3 separate regions of the Mus musculus genome follow, and regions 2 and 3 are each linked to region 1. Evidence: chromatin contacts called from ENCODE Hi-C or POLR2A ChIA-PET data. All regions are on one chromosome and are shown on one strand. Each heading gives the region's core, a stretch centred on a gene start or an enhancer-like site at or near the end of the contact. The rest is flanking DNA. Distances are from core to core; before and after follow the strand shown.

What was found. A loop is a pair of places that touch in the nucleus more often than their neighbours do. ChIA-PET counts read pairs that join two places held with the same protein, here RNA polymerase II (POLR2A).
Region 2: POLR2A ChIA-PET joins it to region 1 with 14 read pairs in embryonic stem cell. The contact joins the promoter of Arl8a here to the promoter of Ube2t in region 1. POLR2A ChIA-PET finds 5 or more read pairs at or near these places in 2 of 5 experiments (Patski and embryonic stem cell).
Region 3: POLR2A ChIA-PET joins it to region 1 with 17 read pairs in embryonic stem cell. The contact joins the promoter of Lgr6 here to the promoter of Ube2t in region 1. A Hi-C loop is called at or near these places in 9 of 37 maps with a recorded cell type or tissue (gastrocnemius, heart and left cerebral cortex). POLR2A ChIA-PET finds 5 or more read pairs at or near these places in 5 of 5 experiments (Patski and embryonic stem cell).

What each region holds. Positions count from the first base shown.
Region 1 is chr1:134,960,770-134,964,959 of GRCm38, reverse strand. It overlaps Ube2t (ubiquitin-conjugating enzyme E2T), which reads right to left and starts at 2,395. Exons shown (of 7, transcript NM_026024.3): 1 at 2,174-2,395.
Region 2 is chr1:135,145,059-135,149,248 of GRCm38, reverse strand. Arl8a (ADP-ribosylation factor-like 8A) reads right to left here and starts at 2,415. Exons shown (of 7, transcript NM_026823.2): 1 at 2,149-2,415. The coding sequence starts at 2,271. Ptpn7 (protein tyrosine phosphatase, non-receptor type 7) reads right to left here. Exons shown (of 10, transcript NM_177081.4): 10 at 3,923-4,190.
Region 3 is chr1:135,102,824-135,107,013 of GRCm38, reverse strand. It overlaps Lgr6 (leucine-rich repeat-containing G protein-coupled receptor 6), which reads left to right and starts at 1,738. Exons shown (of 18, transcript NM_001033409.3): 1 at 1,738-2,085. The coding sequence starts at 1,874.

The DNA of each region.
Region 1 (4,190 bases), core at 1,146-3,645:
CCAGTTGTTAAAATGCTTGATATATATTTTGCAGACCTGAGTTTAATTCAGAAACCACATAAAAAGTGGTGTGAGGGGGGCTGAGAGATGGCTCAGAAGTTAAGAGCACTGACTGCTCTTCTGAAGGTCCTGAGTTCAAATCCCAGCAACCACATGGTGGCTCACAACCATCCATAATGAGATCTGATGCTCTCTTGTGGTGCCTCTGAAGACAGCTACAGTGTACTTACATATAATCAATATAATCAATCAATCTTTGGAGAGAGTGAGGCCAGAGAGAGCTATAATAAATAAATAAATTAAAATAAAAAAGTGGTGTGAGAAGGTGCATGAGTATAATCCCAGCACTTGGTTAGGGGAGAGAGAAGACAAATAACTCTTGTTAACTTGTCCTTTGACCTTCCCACATTTGCTGTACTGTGACACATACACATAATAATAATGAAATAAAAAAATGTATTGATTATATATACAAAAATCTAATTATTAAATGCAAAACAAAATATCTCCTCAGCTACACCCCATTACCCCCCCCCCAAATAAAGGGGAGGACTACTGAAAATTCTATACCAGCCTGGTCTACAAGGCAAATTCTAGACCAGCCAGGGGTACATATAAGATCCTGTCAGAAAAATAAAAATAAAATAAAAATAAGAGGGTGCTGGAGCAGGGCCACTGATTAAGAGCATTTGCTGTTTTTGCAGAGGACCTGGGTTTGATCCCCAACACTCATATGGTGTCTCATAACCATGTATGTGGTGCACATACATGCATGTATGCAAAACATTCATAATACAACATAAAAATAAAATTAACGGGTCCTTTGACTCCCCTTCCATACCAGAGAAAAATCTCAAAATAACTTAATAACTTAATTTACAGTGTTTTGATTCTTAACTCTCTCTGTCTCTCTAAGATAGGGTTTCTTTTTGTAGCCCTAGTTGTCCTGGAACTCAATTTGTAGACCAGGCTGACCTCAAACTTAAAGATTTGCTCGCCTCTGCTGGGATTTAAGCCATGTGCTCAGCCTCTATCGTTTTAAGCCTAATGAAGCCTTGTTATTGGGGGTGGGGTGAGGGAAGCATTGTGTGTGTTGGGTGGGGGGGCAGTATTTGGCTTACACTTCTACATCACAGTATACTGCTGAAGGAAGAAGGCAGGCCAGGAACTTAAACAGGACAGGAACCTGGAGGCAGGAGCTGATGCAGAGGCCACAGAGGGCTGCTGCTTACTGACTTTCTCCCCATGACTTGTTCAGCCAAAGCATTGCTATTTTATACAGAAATCTGAAGGACTATTTTCAGTAAAACGAAACAAAACTCTTGTAAATACAGGGGACTAGAAAAACAGTTCAGCGGGTTAAAGCCCTTGCTGCACAGGCCTGACAACTTGATTCAATCCCAGCAATCCACAGTAGGAGAGAACGCTCTCCTCAAAGTTGTCTTTGGGCAATCAATTACAATAAAACTACCTACAACTGTAAACTGTATCTTTATATAAAATAAGAACATAGTGGAAAGGCATGCTAATCAAATTAGAACGAGGGGGAAAAAGGCAGTTTCTCTCAAAGAAGCCATGAGACTATGATAACAATTGGTATATACAAAGTCTTCTCGGGTGAGAGATGGCTTAGCTGTTAAGAGCACTGGCAGCTCTTCCAGAGGACCCAGATTCAATTCCCAACATCCATCTGACATCTCATAACTAACACCGTCCTGTGCCTCCGAGGGCACCAGGCATACCCGTGGTGTGTATACATACATGCAGACAAACACTCATATACAAGAAAAGTAAATAAAAAATTAAAAAGTCCTTTGGTATAAAAGCCATGTGTTATCATGTATTTTATGAATATAAAGGGTTTTCACAGAGCCGGGGCTTGGGGGCATAGACACTGGAGGCGCCTAGGTAGAAGTCAGTTCCAGGTCAGCCTGGGCTACAGCGACACCTGTCTCACAAACAAAACGAAACCCTCAACCAAACAACCATAACAGAGTTCCTTACACTACGGCTTCAAAAGATATTTTCCTTTTAATTTTTTTTAAACCGGCGTTGTTAGCCTCTTTTCCAGTAACCACTCCCCGCAAACGTAAGCTTTTTACAACTGCACTGACTCTTCGTAAAATTCTTTGTGTCCCAGGCCTGAGGTAAATAAATAATCAATGCACAGAACCTGGGTAGGTGGCAGATGCTGGAGGTAGCCTTGGCGCGCCCAGGGCGGTTCGCTCTCCCCGCCGTGTTCCTCCCAGGGCCGCTCGGGTAGAAACGGGACTCCTTCCCCAGACTCTCCGTGACCTCGGGCTCGTTCCCTCAGGTGGCACTCGCAGCACCCGTCAGCAGCCCCACTTACCGCGGCGCGCCTCTGCTGTGCTCACGCGGAACCGCGGAGACCGTTGGAATGACTCCACCCCCTTCCAGGAGAGGACTGTGATTGGTCCGCAGCAAACCTGGGGGAGGCGCGCGCCCGCCTATTGGCCACCGCTCAGAGCTTGCGTCCGCTCACGCACCGCTCAAATTGGCGCGCGCACGCGTATCCGGAATTCTCAGTTCCCGCTGTGGTCTTGTTTGTAAATCGACTGTGAGCTGGGAAGGCTGGGAAGTCATCTACAGGAGAGGAAAAAAAAAAGGCAACTGGACACGCTTAATCTGGAGAAGTGACTGCTGAGTAGCTGCCTTTATATCTTTGTTGTGGTTCTGTGGAACGGGGTCTCGCGATGCAACCCTTGCTTAGCTTGGAATTTGCTATGTAGCTCAGGCTAGCCTGAGACTCCTGGCACTCCTACGCAGCTTCCCAATGGCTACCAGGTCACCCAGGCTTTAAGCAATGACAGGGGAAACTTTACAACTTCATTTAAGATCAGTAGTCTAAAGATACAAGTTAGCCGAGCACGGTCGCGCAGGCATGTTGAAATAAAAAGGTGAGAATTTGAGACCAGCCTTGGGTACATAGATTTCCTCCAGATGAAAAAAGATTTTTTTTTTTAATTTATAATTCTGGTGAACAAAGCATTCCATCAGGACTCTGAAGAGTAAAGTGGATGGAGTAAATTTCTCCACCACTGGAAATGTTCATATGGAAGCTTCAACCTGTTAGGGGTTAACGCAAGAGATCCTCTGCACTGTGAGGAAGTTAAGGATTTCCCCCTCCCTCTCCCTGAAAACAAGCCCGCTCTTCCTACATACTGTGCCAGCCTTTGATCCCTTTGAGTCACACACCAACCACGGAATAAATGACTTTCAAGCGCTCTTCCACCTCTAGAAAGGTATTTTCTAAGCAACCAAGTGCATGATTATAGCCAAGTCAGCTTTGAGGGCACAGCTGCGAGTGCCAAAAGTGGGTAGTCCTTGGGAGAGAAAGGAAAGCTTAAGACCTGAGACTCAGCAGAACTGGAATTGGTTTCAACTCTGGGAACCCTGGGGGTGGGACCAGAAATCAATCAAGGAATCACCTTTCTCTTTCACTGCTCCTAGCTTTTTGTACAGCTCCATAGCATAGACCTAGCAGTCGGTCTTTCTGAACTTCGAAGCTAATATAATTTTGGCTACCGCGGTGATGTCTGCATTTAGTCCAAACTGATGTTAAGCTACAGCTGGTTCCTCATGGAGGTTTTTATGGTGTGTTTTGTCTTCTGGAGACCCTCAGACTCATTAGGACTCTGACTGACTCTGCTCTGGGCTTCCCCAATTTAGTTGTAGGACTGAGCCAGAGGGTAGATAGTGAATTCTGCAAACTTACAGACTTCTGAACGATAGTCATGCAACAGTCTGACGTGCTTTTCAGTCTGCTGTTGCGGTTCTGTATTCATGGTTAGGATTTCTTTGTTGCAGTGAAGTGTTTTCGCTTACCATTTGGGATTACTGCTTATTTTACTACTGCCATTCATACTATCTAATGATATCTAATCTCCTCAGCATCTTTTCTTGTCCCTACTCCGACAGTGACCGTATTAGTCCTGTCTTGAAATAGAAACTTCCTTGGATGGTTCTTTGAAAAACACAGAGTTAAAAATGTCTCTTAGAAATAGCACAGACCGTAATGAGTTGGATCAAAGGAAAGGAGGGAAAAGACAGAGAGAGAAAGGGTCCCATTCTATCGACACAGTTTCCATTTGTCCACCAGAGGGAGGTATGTTAACTGGTGGGAATAGAGGCCAACAAGAGTGCTCTAAATGTTATTTTTAAACTTTTAA
Region 2 (4,190 bases), core at 1,166-3,665, 180 kb before region 1:
GGGTTTTTCTCTGTTTGCTGAGACAAACAGAAGCCAAGTCGAGAGCAAAGGCAGTGGTGGGCATGGGCACAGAGCCCAGGGGTTCCCAATCCTTTTGTAACTGTAGGGGGAGCGGCAGAATGTCTGTCAGGGCTCTGGTGGGTCTGAGAAGGCTGGAGTTACCCAGCTGCTGGAATTCCCTGCAGCACCCTAGGTGGTGGTTTTACCTATTAGGGTCTCTTGAGAGAAAAGAAATTCAGCTTGTCCATTTAGTGGTAAATTTAGTATCAAAAAGGAGAAGGGGAGTGGGGGAAGGAATGTTGAATACCAAACAAAACTGGTTTGTCTTTGTCTGTTTTTGTTTGTTTTTTTAATTTCTGAAACAAAGTCTCTCTCTATCCCAGGCTGCTCTCAGACTAGGGATCCTGCCTCAGCATCCAGACTGCTGCGTTTACAGGCATGCTCCATCATGCTTAGTTTCAAGGAACCTCTTGACTCTGGCAGGAGAATTTGAGAACTTGGCTTCTGTCCCTGACCTGTCAGAGCCTTCCATTCTTTAAGAAGATGCTGGTCTTAAAGAGTAGGCCCAGGCCAGGAAGTTGAACCCACCTAGGTGTCTCTGCATCCCTATACTAACACGCCGCTGAGAAAGACATCCCTAGGGACTGGAAGTGGTGTCTTGGCAGAGTCCAAACAGCTAGTTTCTCCTTTTGAGAAATACAAAAACATCTCCCAGACCCAAATGCCCCAAACCAAGCCACCTAGGTCTGAAGAGACAGGTGGGAATCCGGGTGTTGGTTTCCTGCTCTGACAGCCTAAGAGGCAAGTCAACACCAAGCCTAACCAGGGTGTTTGGTCCTAGGGACACAGCATGGCAGTCAGGAAGCAAATGTGTGTTAGTTCAGAAAAACATGTCCCAAACATCAGCAGAGGCCCGTGGAATAAGAAGGGTCACTGAGTAGGGGAAGGTCCAGAGGTCAATGGCGGAGCATATTTAGGGAAGAGAGAGCGCCCATGCTATGATCACCTTTAAGTCCCTCTGAAGGCTCCCCTTGCAGGGATATTGAGCCCTATGGGGCTTCAGGGTCGGGCAACAATACAATACAGGCAAGTGGTGGTACCGAAGCTGGTGGTCTCACATCTTTGCGGACCTGCACATCAGCATCTTTAGCCTATATCTGGCGAATTCACAGTCCTTGGAAAACCCATCTTTGGGAACGGGCCTAGGTTCTGGGGGGGGGGGGGGAACTATGTCCCCGTCCCAAGCCTTACTTGGTCCCATAAGCCCAGTCTTGCCTAGCTTGGAAATACAGGCTGCAGCCATTACTGCAGCTCAGCTCACGCCCAGGGAGCTCATCTTCCTCTTTTTTAAAGAGAAAATTTAACTCCTTCTTCACCACTCCTCTGGCACAGACATACAACTGCAATCACCCCCCTCTCTCCTCCGCCTCCCCCAGTGCTGAGTCTCCAAAGCTGCTCTCTCCCCTGTCCCCAGGTGGATGGCGCCCCTCCAGCTCATCCTCTCGGGTCCTCGGTACCTACTCTTGCAACTTCTGAGCCAAGTGGAGTCTCCCAACTCCCTTTATGGTGCCATGCTTTCGGGACCCCAACGCTAAGGCAGGCCCGGGACAGGTTCCGGGGAGGAGTCTGGACTAGAGCCAGGACCTCAGCTGACTCCTCTGCCTCTAGGGATACCTTCCCCCCGCCCCAAAGGGCCGCGGCTTCCGCGTCCAGCAAGGGTAGGCAGAGCCCTCGGGGTGGGGCTGGGCTGCTAGGGCACCCTGGCAACACGCTCCGGCCGCGCGTCCCGTGACCCTCCACGCGCGGAGCGGGATTGTCCGGGCACTTTCGCCCCGTCATGCCTCTTTGCGCCCGCCTCGGGGGCCTGTCAGCCTGCGGCGGGTTCCCGGTGCGTGGAGACATCTCCGTGCCGCCAGCTCCGGAACGCAAGCTCGGTTCCCCTGGTCCTCGCTACCCCGCCCCCAGCCCTGCCATCCTAGCCCAGGCCAGAGAACGGGTGGCACGCCAGTCGGTCCCCCAAGAACCGTGCTAGGCCCTAAGTGCCCGGAGCCGGCTCCTCCCTGCCCGGAACCCGGCGGTGCCGGGCCACGCCAGGCGCCGACCCCAGCTGCCTAGGGCGCGGCGCCGGCGACACATCTGCCCGCATACCGCGATCACGTTGACGAAGGTGGTCTTGCCCGAGTACTGCAGCCCCACCAGCGTGAGCTCCATTTCCTCCTTCCAGAACAGGGCCTTGAACCAGTCCAGCAGCTTGTTGAACAAAGCGATCATGGTCGCTGCCACCGGCCGCGCCCGGTGCCGGGTCCCCGCCGCCTTCGGTGCCCTCGCGCTGCGGCCCGGAGCGGCCCCTCCCCGGTGCGGCCGGGTCCCGCGGCTCGGTGCGGGCGGAGGCTGGAGCGCGGCGGCCGACGACGCGCTGCCCGAGGATCCGCTCGCCGATGGGTGTGGCCACGGCGCCTCCACCTCCTCCTCCGCCGCCGCCGCCCTCCCGCGGGCCGGGCCGCGTCCTGCTCGCACCCGAGCGCGCTCCAGTCTCGCGCGCGGCCTAGGCCAGCGCCCGCGGGCGGGGCGGCGGGGACCCGCGGCGGCCGGGAGGAGCGTGATGGCGCGCTTGCGGAGAAAGCTGTAATTTTATTTTTTCTGCTGCCCTCGTTTGCCCCGCCCTGACTGCACCGCTTTCTGGCTTGAACGGTGGTCGGTCCTGGGCGGGTGGTGTCCCGATTAAGCTAGGGTATTTCCAGGCCGAAGAACCGTGACATGAAGATCTCCAAGAAACGGTTTTGTTCCCTGAACCTTTGCCTCTGAGCATCTCTGGGTACCGAATTCCATCCCCCGAAATGCCATAGAGAGTAACAGCCGGATTTAGAGCCCTTAATACTCCATCTTGTTTTGTTAACCACAGTTTGCCAGGCTACTTGTCTGGGAAGCCCAAAGTGAGATCGACATTTGAACTTGATGCTTGTCTTCACTATAAAGAGACGGGCAAAATCAGGGCAAGGGATTCCCTGTGAGGAACGGCGGTAGCAAAGGAAAAAATGTATGCTATTTTGATACAAAGTTTTTGATAGTGGGTGGTGGAGAGTCTGCCAAGAAGTCCCCATCCTCCCTTGCAGGAGATAACAGCTCAGTCAACCGGCTGTGCCTTCCTGGTCTCAGGATTCCTAGGCAGCTGGGCTCTCTTTGGGGGTCGGTTTTCACCTGGAGGCTGTGATGAACTGTTAACATCAACTGTATGGATTAAACCTATTAAAGAACCAGACAGCCCTCAACATCTGGATCAGCCTATTCTGATTTACTAACATCTGTCTAATAAGTTCTTCTCTTCCTCCGTAGGTACATGCTATAGTCTGACATGTTTAAATTAAAGTTTAAGTTATCATACAAAGTAATAGATTTTCATTGCTTTACATTTCTGTGTCTTTCCCCCAGATTCATATATTGAAATCCCACTCCTCAAAGTGATGACCATATAAGGCGACTAGGTTATGAGGGGGGAGGCCTCCTAGCTAAGATTAGTGCCCTTATATAAGGAGAGAACAACAGAGGTGCCCAGAGCCTATACTCCTCCCATCTTGAGGCTACAAAGAGAAGGCTGTAATCTATTAGCCAAAAAGTGACTCCTAACCAGACCCTGAATCTACCCGTACCATGACAGATCACTTTCCCATTTTTCAAGCCATGAGCAACAACTTTCTGTTGTTTATAAGTTGTGGGGTGTGGGGTGCTTTGTTACAGCACCCTGAACAAGGTAGTGCCTCTGTGTCTCCCTTCCATTGATTACAGTTTTGTTACCATGTCCTTAGAAGTACTGGAAAAGAGTGTATCTTAGGGGTGAAGATCTAGTAGCCTGTTTCTGCTCCCGAGAGCCTTACTCTGTTGCTAGAGAGAGCCCCAGAGGCTTAAAATGATGGAAAGAAGAATTGGGTGGGCATCCAAGAGGTTATTTATTTATTTATTATGCTTTTCCAGAGCCTGTGCCCTCTAGAACAGGGTTGGGGTGACTGTATAGGGAGGGAGCCCATAGGGCTGTACAATTGCTCCCTTGCACCCTTCTATACAGTCTCTGAGCTCATGTAGCATCCTGTACTTTAGAAGCCTATCCTGGGCAGCAGTGCAGACCTTTCAGGGGACTTAAAAAAAAAGTGGAAGTGCAAGCCACCACCCCAAGACTAAAGAAGCAGAGCACCTAC
Region 3 (4,190 bases), core at 489-2,988, 140 kb before region 1:
CTAGCGAGGAGCTTTCCCAAAGTGAGAATGGGTTCTTGTGACCCCCTAGGACTGAACATTAATGTTTTCTTCAGTACTGCATTTCTCAGGAGTCCAAGGGTTGGCCCCAGAGTGACTCTCCATCCTGTGGGCAGGCTGGACACTCAGCTCTGAGTTGCCCAAGCCCACTTCAGAAGGCTGCTCCAGAGGTGGAAAGGGGCCCAAGTGTGATTTTCCAGCTTTGGCTGGGGACTTGGAGCAGCATGAATGGTGTGTGTGTGTGTGTGTGTGTGTGTGTGTGTGTGTGTGTGTGTATGAGGGGTTAGAGCCAAGGTGAAGGCAAGGGGTAAGCGAGAGTAAATACAGAGGGGGCTTCTGCTTGCAGGTCTGTGTGGCTGTGGAGGGACCTTCTTACAGGCTCATCTTGTAGTTCTATCACAGCTGCGGCTGGAGCCCTGGAAGCACAGCACAGTTCTTTTGGCTTCTTGGTCTGACTATGCAGCTTCCCCTCTGCGGGCCCTGCGGCGTCCGCAAAGATAGAGAGGGGTTGATGAAGTGTTTGGGATATAGAAGTAAAAGGTGGAGGGTATCTTGGCTACCTCCGTGTGGTCCTCATGGACCATGGGGATCAAACTGCTCCCAACTTGGTCTAGTTCCATCCTGGGGCTTGGCTCAGGGAAAGATCTGGAGACCAGAGAAAGCAAAAGGACACGTGAAGGAAGCACTGCTAGCCCAGGCTGGCCTAAGAAGAGAGCTGAGTCTTGACTCCAGTTTTAGCCACTATTGCCCTTGCTCTCCAAGGTCCTGGGATTATAGATGGATTATAGATGGAATCGGGCCCTTAAGGTGCTTGAGCTGCATCTGTAGTACTGGGCCTCCAGGTGGCGCCAATCAGCCGACTCGCTGGCAAGCTCTGGCAACCAGCTGTGCGGAGGGCAGCCCCTCTGCTGTCCTGGGTCCCGAGATCAAGGTTCAGGGTGATCTCTAGACCTTAGATCTTATAGTCTACATGAGTTCATTTCCATGCCCTGTGCATCAGGTGGAATCTACGCCAGTTGCTTGGTGTTGAGGAGTGGCTCCTCAATGAGGGGGCCCCTCCTCATTCCTACTACCAACCTGCGACCACGTCCTTCCTCCTTGAGACCTTCTTCCTTCCCTGGTCGGAATGGGTGTAAAGGAGTGATCTGGGCACTAGTTCTGAGGCTGTCCCCAACTGCCGTGTGACCTTGAACATCTCTTTCTCTCGGGTCTCTTTTCCCATCAGCCTAAAATCTGGTAGTGGGGCTCAAGTCTGTGGAACTCTCTTTTGTTGTTGTTTTTTTGTTTTGTTTTGTTTTTTGTTTGTTTGTTTCTCCCCTGATGGTCTCTGGTCCCTTGAGACCCTGTGGCTGTTCCCAAAGTCAAAAAGAATTCGACCCCATAGGCCCAGCTCTGGGGCACCCTTTCTAAACAAGTGCAGGTCTCTGATGTGCTGGCCCTTCCTAGCTTTCTTTGGGTTTCTTTGCTTTCTTCACCGCCCCTCTCCTACCCCACGCCCCCGATGAAATTCCTGCCAGCTGGGAAGGAAGGAGGGAAGGGGAGCGAGCCACAGCGTAGAAAGTTTCCTTGACTCCTCCTCCCAGCCCCCCCACCCCACCCCCGTGTCTCCCTCCCTCGCCAAGCCCAGCCTGTGAAACTGAATAACGAAGATCACTCAACAATGCCTGCCCCTCTCTGACTGCACCGTCCCGCCGCCGCTGCCGCCGCCGCGCCCAAGCCAAGTCGAGCGGGGGCGTTGCCCACCGACGGCGCAGCCCTCGGGCCCGCCCGGGACCAGGAGGTGAGCCGCGCGCGCACAACTCCGTGCGCTCGCCCGTCTGAGCGCCCGCCAGGTGCCCCGCAGCCCGCCGCCGAGATGCACAGCCCGCCTGGGCTCCTGGCGCTGTGGCTTTGCGCTGTGCTGTGCGCATCGGCGCGCGCGGGCAGCGACCCCCAGCCTGGCCCGGGGCGTCCCGCCTGCCCGGCTCCCTGCCACTGCCAGGAGGACGGCATCATGCTGTCCGCTGACTGCTCCGAGCTCGGGCTCTCAGTGGTGCCTGCGGACCTGGACCCCCTGACGGCTTACCTGTGAGTACTCACCTGCTGGTACCTGTTATTCGTAATGGCCGCCTGCCCCGCAAACACTCGTTTGGTGCCCTTGGACATGCGCATCCCCAAGAGGGCTCTTCCTTTTCCAAGAGTGAAGGACTGGGAAGCTAGTCTTAGAACTTGGGAAACTGAGGCAAGAAATGAGCCTAGGCCTCCCTGCTACCTTTCCCAGGTGTTTCTCCCCCACCCCTATGGGCTTAATGTGGGACCTGGTGAAGTGCAGTGTGAACGCCAAGCAAGAAAGTGGTGTGTGTGTGTGTGTGTGTGTGTGTGTGTGTGTGTGTGTGTGTGACAGTATATTCTTTTGCTGTCCTCCTCAGAAGAACACTGCCCAGGATTGATGAAGGCAAAAGTTAGTGCTCTGTTAGGAGGTGAGGGAAGTTTGCCCTGGTAGGGATGAAATGGGTTCTTCCACCACAGCAGGAAGCGGCACTGCCCCACTGAGGCAGGGGGCTTTGGTGAAGGGTCCACGCAGCTCTCCTCTCCTTAGTTAGGGACTCTGCCAGTACCATCTTCTTGTGTGGAGGTCTCCTACCCCCTCCCCAGGCCTCCCTGAAGTCTTGTCCCAGGAGGCTGTGTTAGAGACACTAATTTGTGGGCAGGCTTCAAGACTGAAAACCAGAGAACCATTTTTAGAGTCTGAGTTGGGGTGAGGTGGTGCACGAAGGGGACCCTATTGGGGGTAGCCGGCTCAGAATCGGGAGAGCCGGAAGCTGTAGCTGATCACTACCTGGGCAGGAGTGGGTGGGAGCATAGCCCGGACCTCTTGGCCCTGACCCCTGCTGCAGGGAGAGGAAACCCCCTGGCCTCCCCTGCTATCCCTTAGAAGAAGGAGAGAAGGTGGGAAGATCTGGGTAGAAAGTCTGGCCAGAGCTCCCTCAGGCCTGAGAGAGGCTCTCTCGGCTTTGGGATCCTAGAATTGAGGATCGCTGAGGAAGAGGCAGCCGGGCTTGTTCCCAGAGGCTCGGCAATAGAGCTGGTGGGGCCAGGGTGCGATGAGAGGGTGGTGTCCTGGTAAAAGTGGGGGATCCTGAACTAGTGCCCCTTGTGGGGCTCCTTCCATATCGCGATTACCTCCCCGCCCCCATATCCTTCTTCACTCCAAAAGAAACAGTTGTGGGAACAGAAACACCCATATTCCAGAAGGACAAACCAAGTCCTGTACAGCCCCTAGGGGTGATGGGAGAGGTGGGCACAGGTATTCACAGCAGAGCTGTGAGGGTGCCCAGCACCAAGCAGAGAGCAGCAGGTCTGGGCCCACCGCCATCACACCCCAGAAATTCCATTTCTAGCAGTTTAATACATTAGGGGTCTATGACACTGTTTCTTTGGAAGACAGGGAAGATGGCTAAAAAGACTTTAGAAATAACTTCTATTCAGCCTTCCAGGACAGCAGAAAAGAGGCCTCTTGCCTGTGTTAAAGGAACAGAGAGGACACAGGACCTTTCAGAGGGTGGCAGGTCAGGCCACATTTCTCAGCAACCAAAATTTTCTAGAGTAATCTGTGGACTTTTTTTTTTTTTTTTTTCCTGGCAGGGCTTGGGAATAAGGATAGAGTTTCACTTTGGGGATCCAAGTATTCCACGTTCCATGGTGACAACAGTTCCGTGACACTTTGACCCAGTGCCCTCTGATATGCGGGGTATCTTTGGGTTAGAAGAGGTGAAGGTTTCTGAGCTCTTCCTGAGTCTTTGTGGGTGTCAAGGAAGCCTTTGAGTTTCCGAGGGTAGGAGAAGGGAGTCACGGGTGTGGGTCCTGGGTGATCCGGAGATTTTTTTCAGCAATATACACAGCGTTGCAGAGAGCTGGAAAGACCCATCCTCCTGCCTGGGCTGTGCAGGGGTCCCAGTGGGGGGTGGAGGAGGGGCTTCTACTATCTGTAGATAGCTCAGAGGTGGAGCCTTCCCTCTTTGCTTTCTCAGGGGAGCTGCGAGGACATTTTACATCTCTCTCTCTCTCTCTCTCTCTCTCTCTCTCTCTCTCTCTCTCTCTCTCTGTGTGTGTGTGTGTGTGTATCTATGTTGGTGTGCACATGTCTGCAGGTACATGTTCAGTGTGTGTGGAGGCCAGGGGTCAACCGCAGG